Linked DNA regions of Homo sapiens: region 2 is linked to region 1. Evidence: chromatin contacts called from ENCODE Hi-C or POLR2A ChIA-PET data. All regions are on one chromosome and are shown on one strand. The core of a region is the stretch at or near the end of the contact, and the rest is flanking DNA. Distances in the headings are between cores, read along the strand shown. Region 1 holds the start of MAGEA8 (MAGE family member A8). Region 2 holds the start of EOLA2 (endothelium and lymphocyte associated ASCH domain 2).

Region 1 (4,807 bases), core at 647-3,146:
TTTGCCTGCTAGGAGAACCATCGAGGGTACCCTCAATCTTCCCTCAGTGTTGTCACCTAGACTCTTGGTAGATTCTTGGACCACTGAGTCTGTTGCCCACATGGGGGTCCCTGTTTTGTCCTGAGTTGCCCTCTGAGAACAAGGTCCTCACTTCCCTGAGATCTCAAGAGAGAAATGAGGAGCCACCACATCTGATGACCACTGGGTGGGGTGTCCAGGGGTGACACTAGGATCTGTCCCTACTTGTTCTTGAGTGGTGGGTTCTAAGGTCTTCAGGGGGTTATTCATCTTTCCCCTGATGGAGCCCGCCCTTCCTCAACCCACAACACCCTGATATGAGCAGACATCTCCCCTTACCACCAAGACCTTATCTTCCTGCGTTTCCCCAACTTCCTGCCCACAGTACAGATGAGATCTCCACTTAGGGCCACCCTTGATCGGGTTCCCCCAGAGATAATAACCAAAGTTAGCCAGACTTTGTGGGGTCCCTTCTTTCCAGGCCAGGAGTACCCCCATTCATCACAAAGTGAGCACATCTTGGGTCCTGCAGATCCTGTGACCCCGTCCCTCTGTTGAACAGGTGTGGCTCCCTCTGCTGAGCTGAGGACGCCCTTCAGACCCAGGTTGCTACCTCCCTGAGACCCAGGAGGCAGAAGTAAGGAGGCACTACATGGACAACCCTGCATGGGATTCCCACGGCTGACAGAAGTAGTAGGTTTCATGGGGTCTTTCTCTGTCTGGGTGTCATCCAGGTATTCATATTTACTCCACGACAAGGCATGGCCCTTTCCTTCCTGCTGAACCGTGGATGTGTCTTGCATGCCAAGGCCACCATCTCCTTGAGGCCCCCTACCAGAAAGTGGGGGGGCCACATCCCTTCCCCACTGTCCTGCCTTGGGTGCCCAGACCTGAGAGTGGGAGCAGGTTTCCTAGGCCATGATGGGAGGTCTGCTGAGTCCTCCTTAAGGGCTCTGGGGCACCTCTCTCCAGTGATCTGAGACTCCACTCCTCAGACCACAGCTGTCTCCTTTCTGACACCCTGAAAATGCAGCAAGGATGCGCCACATGCAGCCACAGATCCTGGGACTTCCCAAGGCTGAGATCTCCACTGATCTGGAGTCCAAGGACCCCTGAGTCCTCCCTCTTCTTCTTCTCCTTGACTCCTGGCAGGGCTGTTCACCACCCCCCTGCTGACTTGAGTTTCAGTCCCTCGGATTCCTGAGGCCAAATGTGGAGGCCCCTCAGTCTCAGACAGGTAGGGTGGGCCCCCTGTCCTGGGGTCCTGGGTCCCCTCGGGCCTCCTCATCTCCCAGCATAGCCTGGGCCCTCCCTCTGCTCCTCTTGAGTCCGTGCTCATGAAGCCCCTTTGCTGCATCAGCCCCGGATGCGGACGTCAGAATCAGCGAGCCCGGCCGCCATGCCCGGCCGCCATGCCCGGCCGCCATGCCCGGCCGCCATGCCCGGCCGCCATGCCCGGCCGCCATGCCTAGGGCTTCCCAGGGCTGACAGTAGGGGCAGAGATGTGCTCTGTGGAGCCTCAGCCCTCCCTCAGGGTCCTGCCCTTGATGCCTGGCAGAACCTGGGCCCTGCCCTCTGCTAACCAGCCCTGCTCTGGTCACACCAAGCTCTCACTCCAGATTCCCCTGGGGCTTAAGCGCAGGGCTGGCGAGGGGTGGCCCAGCCAGACAAGTCTGCCCCCTGGTGGTCCAGGGCTGGCAGCAGGGGCGGCGCTAGATTATTTTGGGTCCTATATGAGGGGTGGGGGCCTCCTCAGTCCTCCCTCAGGGTCTCACCTTGCCTCCTCACAGACCCTGAGCCCGCTTCCCTCAGCCGATCTCAAGCCGACCCCTCAGAACCAGGCCCTCGCTTCTCTCTGATCCCCGCGGCCACGTCAGTGGCGTCACATCCGTCCACCCAGGGCTCACCTGGGTGGACAACAGGGGCGGAACCGGATTCTAGTGGGGCGGGGGATGAGGGAGGAGCGGTTCAGTCATCCCTCAAGGTTCTCACTTTGAGATCTGGCAGAGCCTGGAGCTCCGTACTCTGCTGATGGTGTCTGCTTCCCTCAGACCAAGGTTCTGATTCCGAGTCCCCTGAGGTGGCAGTGGGGGGAAGGGTGTGGTGGGGGGACAAGGCTGCTGGGGTCTTTCAGGGCTGACATGAGGGTCTGAGCTGAATTATGTGGCCCCTCTATGTGGTGTGGGTGGACCCTCAGTCCTCACTCAGGAGGGTCCTCTTCTTGACTCTTGGCTCTTTTAGGAGATACTCTGTTTCTGTCACCTCTGAGCATTTGCACAGCTGCACCCCTTGCAGAGAATGGCTGCGGGTCCCAGGCCAGATTCTCCCTGTGGGTTTGCAGCACCTAAGATTGTAGTGACCTCTGGGAGAAGAGGCACACCTTCCCACGGGGGCTCTTCCCCAGCTAGAAGAGGATTTTGCAAAACTTTTGTACTAAATGATTTATTTTTACACTGAAGAAACTGAGTAGCTGCAATAAATTTGTGGAAGTCCTGAGTTTTGAAGTTACCTAACAATTCCTATTCCACTTTAGTGATTTTCATAATTTAATTCGCATTCGTATAGTAAGAAACGAATTTTAAATCTATGCCAATTGTATATGTGCATTATATTTATGTTTATATGCATAAACACATATGTATGTATATGTTTATATTATATATGTGTAATTATATGAATGTATGTGTATATATCTTTACATATATTTATACATATATGTATGTCGACTATACGTACTTATTTTATCAAACAATATCTACTCATACAATGTGTGATTCACTCATACTATTCTATTTCTAGTTCATTATATATATTTGATTAAAATAATAGTATTTTGGAAGGTAGTCCTAACCTACTCTTTGTTTCTAGTTGTTATTAGCAGAATTCTGGAGCCATGGTGTCTCAATCAATCCAATTTTCCTGGTGTCCTGATATTACCCCTGGGCTACTGGCTTCGTGTTTTGAGGTGCAGACTCGGATCCTACATTGATGTGGGGTGGTCCTTTAAAACTTTTCCTGCAACTCACCCTGTCGTCTGCAGTGGCTGCAGACCTCCTCAACCTCCCTGCCTCTCCAACTGCCCAGAACACAAGTACCAGTTCAACACAGTTTTTTCCCCAGGGTTTTCTATGTTTTGTTGTTTAGACTTTGTTGCTGATATTGTTGTTTTATTTTTCTTTTTCCCTTCTATATTTTTACACAGTTGATTTTGGGAGTAGAGCACAGCAGCCTGGGCTTGATTGTCACTTTGGCAGCTACAGGTAGGCATTAACTGTTTATTTAATTTAAGTAAGATTTACACCTTTGCTGTATTCTATTCCTCATCAGTGAACATCATATACTACTCCATTTATTTGGGAATTTTTTCTCTGAATCTGTCAGCAAACTTGTACAGTTGCTTCTGTAAATGTCTTGCATATTTTGGTTAGGCTTCTTCTTCTTTATATTTTGGATTTAAATGCTGTTGGGGATGGTATATTTTTCATTTTATGTTCTAAGTTGCTCATCTGTGACAAGTCTCTTGTATTCGCTGCAGTGGTCTTTGTATGCTGTCTTCTGAAGTCTCTTATTCATTTGAATGTTCCATGTGTCTCTTCCTTTGAATTTTCTTGATGGTCATATTGTGAAAAATATGATCTATTTCTTTTCAATCTTCATACCTCTTTTTCATCTTGATATCCATAGCTCTCTTTTTCATTTCAGCATTCACTGCAGCTGTGAACGGTAGCAGTGAAAGCATACATCAATGACTTGCTCCTGACGAGAATGGGAATGCTTCTAACATTTCACATTCAAGTATGTTTCCTGTCAGTTTTAGAAAATTAAAGTGCCTTTTAATCTTCATTTGCTAAAAATGTTAATTTGAAAATATGATAAAATTCATTTCAGAGGCTTTTTCTGTATTTTTATTCCTTGCATACGAGCTGCTTGTTCATTAGTCCACTGTTGTGTTGAATATACAATTATCTATTTAGGACATTTGCTGCAATATGAGTGAACACTTGGCTCATATGTTCTTTTTATAAAGGCTGGATGTCTTTATCTTTTTTTCCCCCCCAATGCAGGAGAAGGAGCCTTGGAGAATTCGTTGAATAATTGCCCGTATTTTGGGATTATTTGGAAGAGTTAATATGGTGATTCGTTTTCCCTGACCACTTGGGGGAACTGACCCACAAAACTGCCTGCCTTAGAACGGTAGAGGGTGGATTGAGCTTTAAATACATTTTCAGTTTGTGGACGTACCATTGGTTTTATCCATTCACCAATTGGAAAAAGTATTGATTGTCAATTTCAAATAAGCTGCTATATATGTTTTTGTGTACGTGATTTTGTGTGTATGAACCTGTTTCCAATTTTCCTTGATAAAACCTAGGAGTACAATTGCTGTGTGTAATGGTAAGTCTAAGTTTTGCTATATTAGAAATAGCCAAAGCCCCTTCTAGAGTGAATGTGTTCTTTTTCTTCTCTACCAGCAATGAAAGAGAATGCCACATCTTTTGTACAATTTGGTATTTTCAGGTTGTTGCATTGTATCAATTGTAACAGGTGGGTAGAAGAATGTTACTGCTGTTTACATTTGTATTTTTATTGAATAATTATGGTAATCATCTTTTCATATGCTTTTTTGTGATCTGTGTATCTTCATTGGTGAAGTCTTGAAATCATTTACTATTTTATTGGACTCTTCATTTTTATGTGGTTGCATGTTATAAGGTGTTTATTCATTCAGTATATGAATCCTTTATCCGACACGGGGTTTACAAGTATTTTCTCCCCATTTTTGGCTTTT
Region 2 (4,807 bases), core at 940-3,439, 57 kb before region 1:
CGGGAAAGTTTGGACTCTTGCCTAAGGGTGCATCACAGAAGGGCCTCAGCTCCCTCCCCCAACTCCACCCACAGCTCCACCCCTAGCTTTTCCTCCTGCAAGTCCGTCCCCAACTTCTCCTCTTGCAGCTCCGCCCACAGCTCCACCCCAGCTGTTCTGCCCCCCTGCTCCTCCTCCCTCAGCTCCGCCCCAGCTGTTCCTCCCACAGTTCCGCCCCCCAGCTCCTCCTCCCGCAGCTCCGCCCCAGCTATTCCGACGCCAGCCCCTGCTCCACCCGGCACTTAACCATTTCCGCCCACAGCTCTTTCCCACAACTACGCCCTCCTCTTGCAGGCGGCTCCTCCAGAAGCTCTGACCCAGTCCCCGCTGCAGCCACAGCCCCAGCTTCTTACCCCCAGCTCCTCCTCCCACAGCTCTTTCCCACTGCCCCGCCCTGCTACCCCTTCATCACCGCTCCCAGCTCCGCCTCCTCTAGCCCCGTCTCGCTTCTCCTACCCCTCTGCCCACCCCAACAACCTTTCAGCTCTTTCCTCCAGCTCTGCACTAGCTCCTCCCCCGCAATTCTCACCCGCCAGCCTTGGTGCAGCTTGGCTCCTCCTTCTCCAGCTCTTTCCCGCAGCCCCGCCCCATCTGCTCCCACAGCGCTTTGCCACAGCCTCGCCCTGCTCCTCCTCCAGGAACGCCCGGCTTTCCCTCAGCTCCACCCTGCAGCTGAGCTGTGCACCAGGCCCTCCCACAGAGCTTTCTCGTGATTCCACCCTACACCTCCCCAAGCCGCCGCTCCCCTAAGCTGGTTCTCAGGAGTCCGCGGAGTCCTCCCGCAGCTGTTCCTCGCTCAATTGCCCACTGCCCCGGCCTGCTCCTCACACCACTGATGGCAAAGCCCCGACCCCAGACCCTCCCCAGTGGTTTCTCTCGGCCCGGCCCTACCCCGCCCCTCCAACGCCTGCTTCCAAGGCCCCGCCCCCAGCCCATCCTCAGCGGTTTCTCTCAGCTCCGCCCCGCCCCAGCCCCACCCGGCTCCTCCTGCGGCTGGTTAAAAGGCCCCGCCCCCAGCCGCTCCCCAATGGCTTCGCTCAGACCCGCCCTGCCCCGAACCCCCCCCTGCTTCTCCCGCGGCTGCCTCCGAAGCCCCGCCCCGCGCCGAGCCCCGCCTCTCCCCATCTCCTCCCTGTTTCTCCCGCGGGTGCTTCCAAAGCCCCGCCCCCAGCACCCCCCTCAGCGGTCTCTCTCAGCCCGATCCAACCCTTTTCTGAGCCCCGCCCTGTTTCTCCTGTGGCTGCGTGCAAACCCCACCCCCCAGCCCCACCCCAGAGGTTCCCCTCGGCCCTGCCCCGCCCCCCCAGCCCCGCTTCTCCAAAGGCTGTTTTCAAAGCCCCGCCCCCGAGCCCCTCCCCGGCGGTTCCCTCAGCCCCGCCCCACCCCTCCCCGAGCCCCAGCCCCCCCCGAACCCCGCCCCGCCCCACTCCTCCCCCAGCCCTGCCCTGCTTCTCCAGCACCAGCTTCCAAAGCCCCGCCCCCAACCCCTCCCCACTGGTTTCTTTCAGCCCCACCTTCCTCCTCTCACCAGCCCCCTCCCTCCCCGCGCTGGTTCTCAGGAGTCCGCGAGCTCCTCCTGCAGCCTCTCCTCGCCCAGATCGCCCATAGCCCCGCCCCCAATGGTTTCTCTCAGCCCCGCCCCACCCCCTCGAGTCCCCGCCCCATCCCAAGTCCCCGCCCCATCCCCTCAAGTCCCCGCCCCACTCTCAACCCCGCCCCAGCGGTTTCCTCACTCCCGCCCTTCCCCTCCCCCAGCTCCGCCCTCCTCCTCTCAGCCCCGCCCCCATCCCCTCCCCATTGGTTTCTCCCAGTTCCTTCCTGCTGGTCTCGCAGCTCTGGGCTTAAAAATCCTGCCTGGTGGTCTCGTCCCGCCCCTCCTCTTCCTCCCTCCGGTTCCTTTTCCTCCTTCCGGTTCTTGGTCTAGGCTGCCTGTCTCGAGCTCCCCGGCCTTGTCCTGGTTGGCTGGCGCGGGACAGGATCCGGTAAACTGAACAGCGTCTCCTTGTGGCAAGTGCGTGCGTACGTGCGTGGCGACGTCACTGCGTGGCTTCGTGAATACGTGGCTTCCTAGCGATTTGGCGGTGTATAGGCGTGGCTGAATACGGGCCTCCTGCGTACGTGCGTGGTGTACGTACGTGCGTGATTACGCGCACACGTACGTTCCTCATGAAAGGGACGACGGGAGCTGCATGAAAGCCGAAGTTATGGACCGCTAGCATCTGTCACTGGCCACCGGTTTCCGGGAGTAAGCGGCAGCTACCTTACAGCCCTGACACGAGCCGGGTGCTCTCTCTTCTCACCGCGGCCCACGTCTCCTCGCTGGCTCCGGTGGCCTCGCTGGGTCGCGAGGAGGCGGAGGACTGTACTCTGAGGCCAAAAGCCAGAGTCGGCCCTGAACGCCCACGACTCTCAGGGTCCAGAGGCCGTGAGACCGGCCGCGGCTGAAAGGTACCAGGGCCCCTGATGCCGGAGCCCGTGTGCTCGGCCCTCTTGCAGACGGTACTTGCGGGCTGGGGTTTCTTTCCCCTGGGTTTCGGGCAGAGAACCCGTGCGGGGCGCGCCCGAAGCGCCCTTTGGTGTCCCTTGCTCTCCCCATGGTCTCGGCCCCCCTCCTTCTAAGCGCGTGTACCCGCGACCTGCGTCTGCAAGTGCTGCTCCACACACAGCGGCCCCATCTCGGCCCGGTCTTCCCTGCCTCCCGCTTGGCCCCTGTGCTGTAAGCTCGCCTGGACCCCAGGCCGGGCGGTGCATAGCTCTGTGGCCTGTGGCCCCGTGCTCAGCATGACCTAACCAGAATTAAGCAGTGGACAATGGGATTTAGGCCCCCCAAACCCTCGTCCGATGACAATGGGAGGGGAAGTGTGATTTTTCTCCCCTCGGATGGAGCGTGCTCAGCTGTAGGAATGTGACTCAACTTGCTGAAATGATTTTCTGCTCTGCGGACTGGTGCACCCTGTGACCCAGACAGATGTGGAGGGTCCCACCGCTCTGATTAGCAGAACCAAACCGTGAGTGAGGTGCACATGTGTTACTCTTAGGACCGGCCCTCCCAGCTCTTGGTTTCCAATGCCTGCTGAGTAGAAGACCTTCCTAGGGCCATTAACCAGCTTTGCTGACTTGCATTTAATGACCTTTCCTCTTTATCTTCCTTGTTGTGCAGGTAAAGAAACCAAGTGGAAGAGTGTTTCCTCCTCTGGCCGTAAAGCAGGTACTCTCTGCAGCACCAGGTAGGAGGGGACTCAACCCCCTTCTTGCCTTTTCAGTTACATCAGTTCCTACTAGGGATTCCACACACACACAGTTGTTGTGATTTTGTGGTGATGACGAGAAAAGGGTTGGCTAAGAAACTGGGCGGCAGAAAAGAGGCAAACATTCACTGTAGCCATTTATCCCGATGGAAGTGGCCAGGCCCTGTGGGGGACATTCAGCCTCCGTCAGAAGTAATCCAGAACCAAGGAACCTGGTTATCTTTGGTCACTCATCAGAAGAATAATCATGCTCAGGGGCCACAAGTGTGTGAGGAAATGGCACCATGGATGGGTTGGTGGAGGGTACACGGGTGAGTCTTTGTGGAAAGTCATTTGCTGGCAGATATCAGCATCTTAGATGGGCGTGCCAGGCGGCCGAGGCATTTCCTTCAGCATGTCTTCACACAGCGAGTGTTAGAAGTAATGTCATTTCTAGTGGCAAAAGTGGGAAGCAACTTGTAACTCTCCATCAGTGGAGGAATGGTCAGGCAAATTATGAGACGACCAACAATGGGATATCACCCAGGCAGTGAAAAACAAGGTAGATGAAGATTGTCAGGTGGAAAGAATGGGCTTGATGTGCTGTCAAATGGCAAACTCGTGCCCTAGCCTGTGCAGATGTGTTGGGAACAGCAGTTTGCCAAGATGGCTGAAACAAAGGACCATAAAGGGGCTGGCTTAAAGAACAGACAATCATTGTCTCGCAGTTCTGGAGGATGGAAGTCTGAAATCAAAGTGGTGGCCAGGTTCGTTTGTTCTGTGGGCTGTGAAAGACAATCTGGTCTGTCCCTTTCTCTTAGCTGCAGGCGGCTGGCCGGCAATCTTTGGCACTCATTAGCTTGTAGAAGCATCTCCCTTATCTCTGCGTTTATCTTCTCATGGTGTTCTCCCTGTGTGCGTGACTGTCTCTCAAATCCCCCTTTTCATAAGGACGCCAGCCACATTGGATGCGGGTCCGCCCTGATGGCTTCAGTCTCACTTGATTGCCTCTGTAATGACTCTGTTTTTATATATAAGGCCACATTTTGAGGTGCTGGGGTTTAGGACTTCAACATACGCATTTTAAGAGGACACAATGCAACCCATCACAACTGACAAAGGCTCTGAGGTAGAAACAAGCTTGGCATGTTCCCTCAGGGGATGGAAGGCCTGTGTGGCTTCAGGGTGGTGAATAAAGGGGAGAGGAGAGGACGTGGCTGGGGTGGGAAACCAGATCAGGAGGGACCTTGAGTGCCCTGAGAGGAAGTGTGGATTCTGTGCTAGTTGGGGCAGGGAGCCCTTGAAAGGTTTCAGTAGAGGAGTGACATAATCTCATTGTCCCTGTACCAAGATCATTCCGATGGCAGTGTGGTCACAAGAGTGCAGAGGACAAGTGCTGGGGGGGGGTGGGGGTGCTATCAGGAGACTTCTTCAGAAGGCAGGGGGTTTTAGGGGATTGGATTGGGATTGTGGCCATAGAGATTATGGAAAGGGATCAGATTCAGTGTCGGTTTTGGACACAGTGCCACGGGATGTGGGCC

What was found. A loop is a pair of places that touch in the nucleus more often than their neighbours do. ChIA-PET counts read pairs that join two places held with the same protein, here RNA polymerase II (POLR2A). Pooled maps may share reads with other maps.
Region 2: a map of natural killer cell shows a loop between it and region 1 (4-fold over the local background). The contact joins the promoter of EOLA2 here to the promoter of MAGEA8 in region 1. A Hi-C loop is called at or near these places in 2 of 168 maps with a recorded cell type or tissue (K562 and natural killer cell), 12 of 37 single-sample maps with no recorded cell type and 10 of 50 pooled maps. POLR2A ChIA-PET finds 5 or more read pairs at or near these places in 4 of 52 experiments (HEK293T, OCI-LY7, PC-3 and 1 more).

The regions. Positions count from the first base shown.
Region 1 is chrX:149,878,272-149,883,078 of GRCh38, reverse strand. It overlaps MAGEA8 (MAGE family member A8), which reads right to left and starts at 1,896. Exons shown (of 3, transcript NM_005364.5): 1 at 1,794-1,896. MAGEA8-AS1 (MAGEA8 antisense RNA 1) reads left to right here. Exons shown (of 5, transcript NR_102703.1): 2 at 581-711; 3 at 3,221-3,278; 4 at 3,721-3,813; 5 at 4,083-4,316. It overlaps LINC00850 (long intergenic non-protein coding RNA 850), which reads right to left. Exons shown (of 3, transcript NR_109813.1): 3 at 3,280-3,732.
Region 2 is chrX:149,935,873-149,940,679 of GRCh38, reverse strand. It overlaps EOLA2 (endothelium and lymphocyte associated ASCH domain 2), which reads left to right and starts at 2,189. Exons shown (of 5, transcript NM_001013845.2): 1 at 2,189-2,487; 2 at 3,200-3,247. EOLA2-DT (EOLA2 divergent transcript) reads right to left here and starts at 2,132. Exons shown (of 12, transcript NR_027456.1): 1 at 1,894-2,132; 2 at 1-21. RefSeq lists silencers at 184-293, 944-1,003, 1,284-1,363, 1,474-1,743.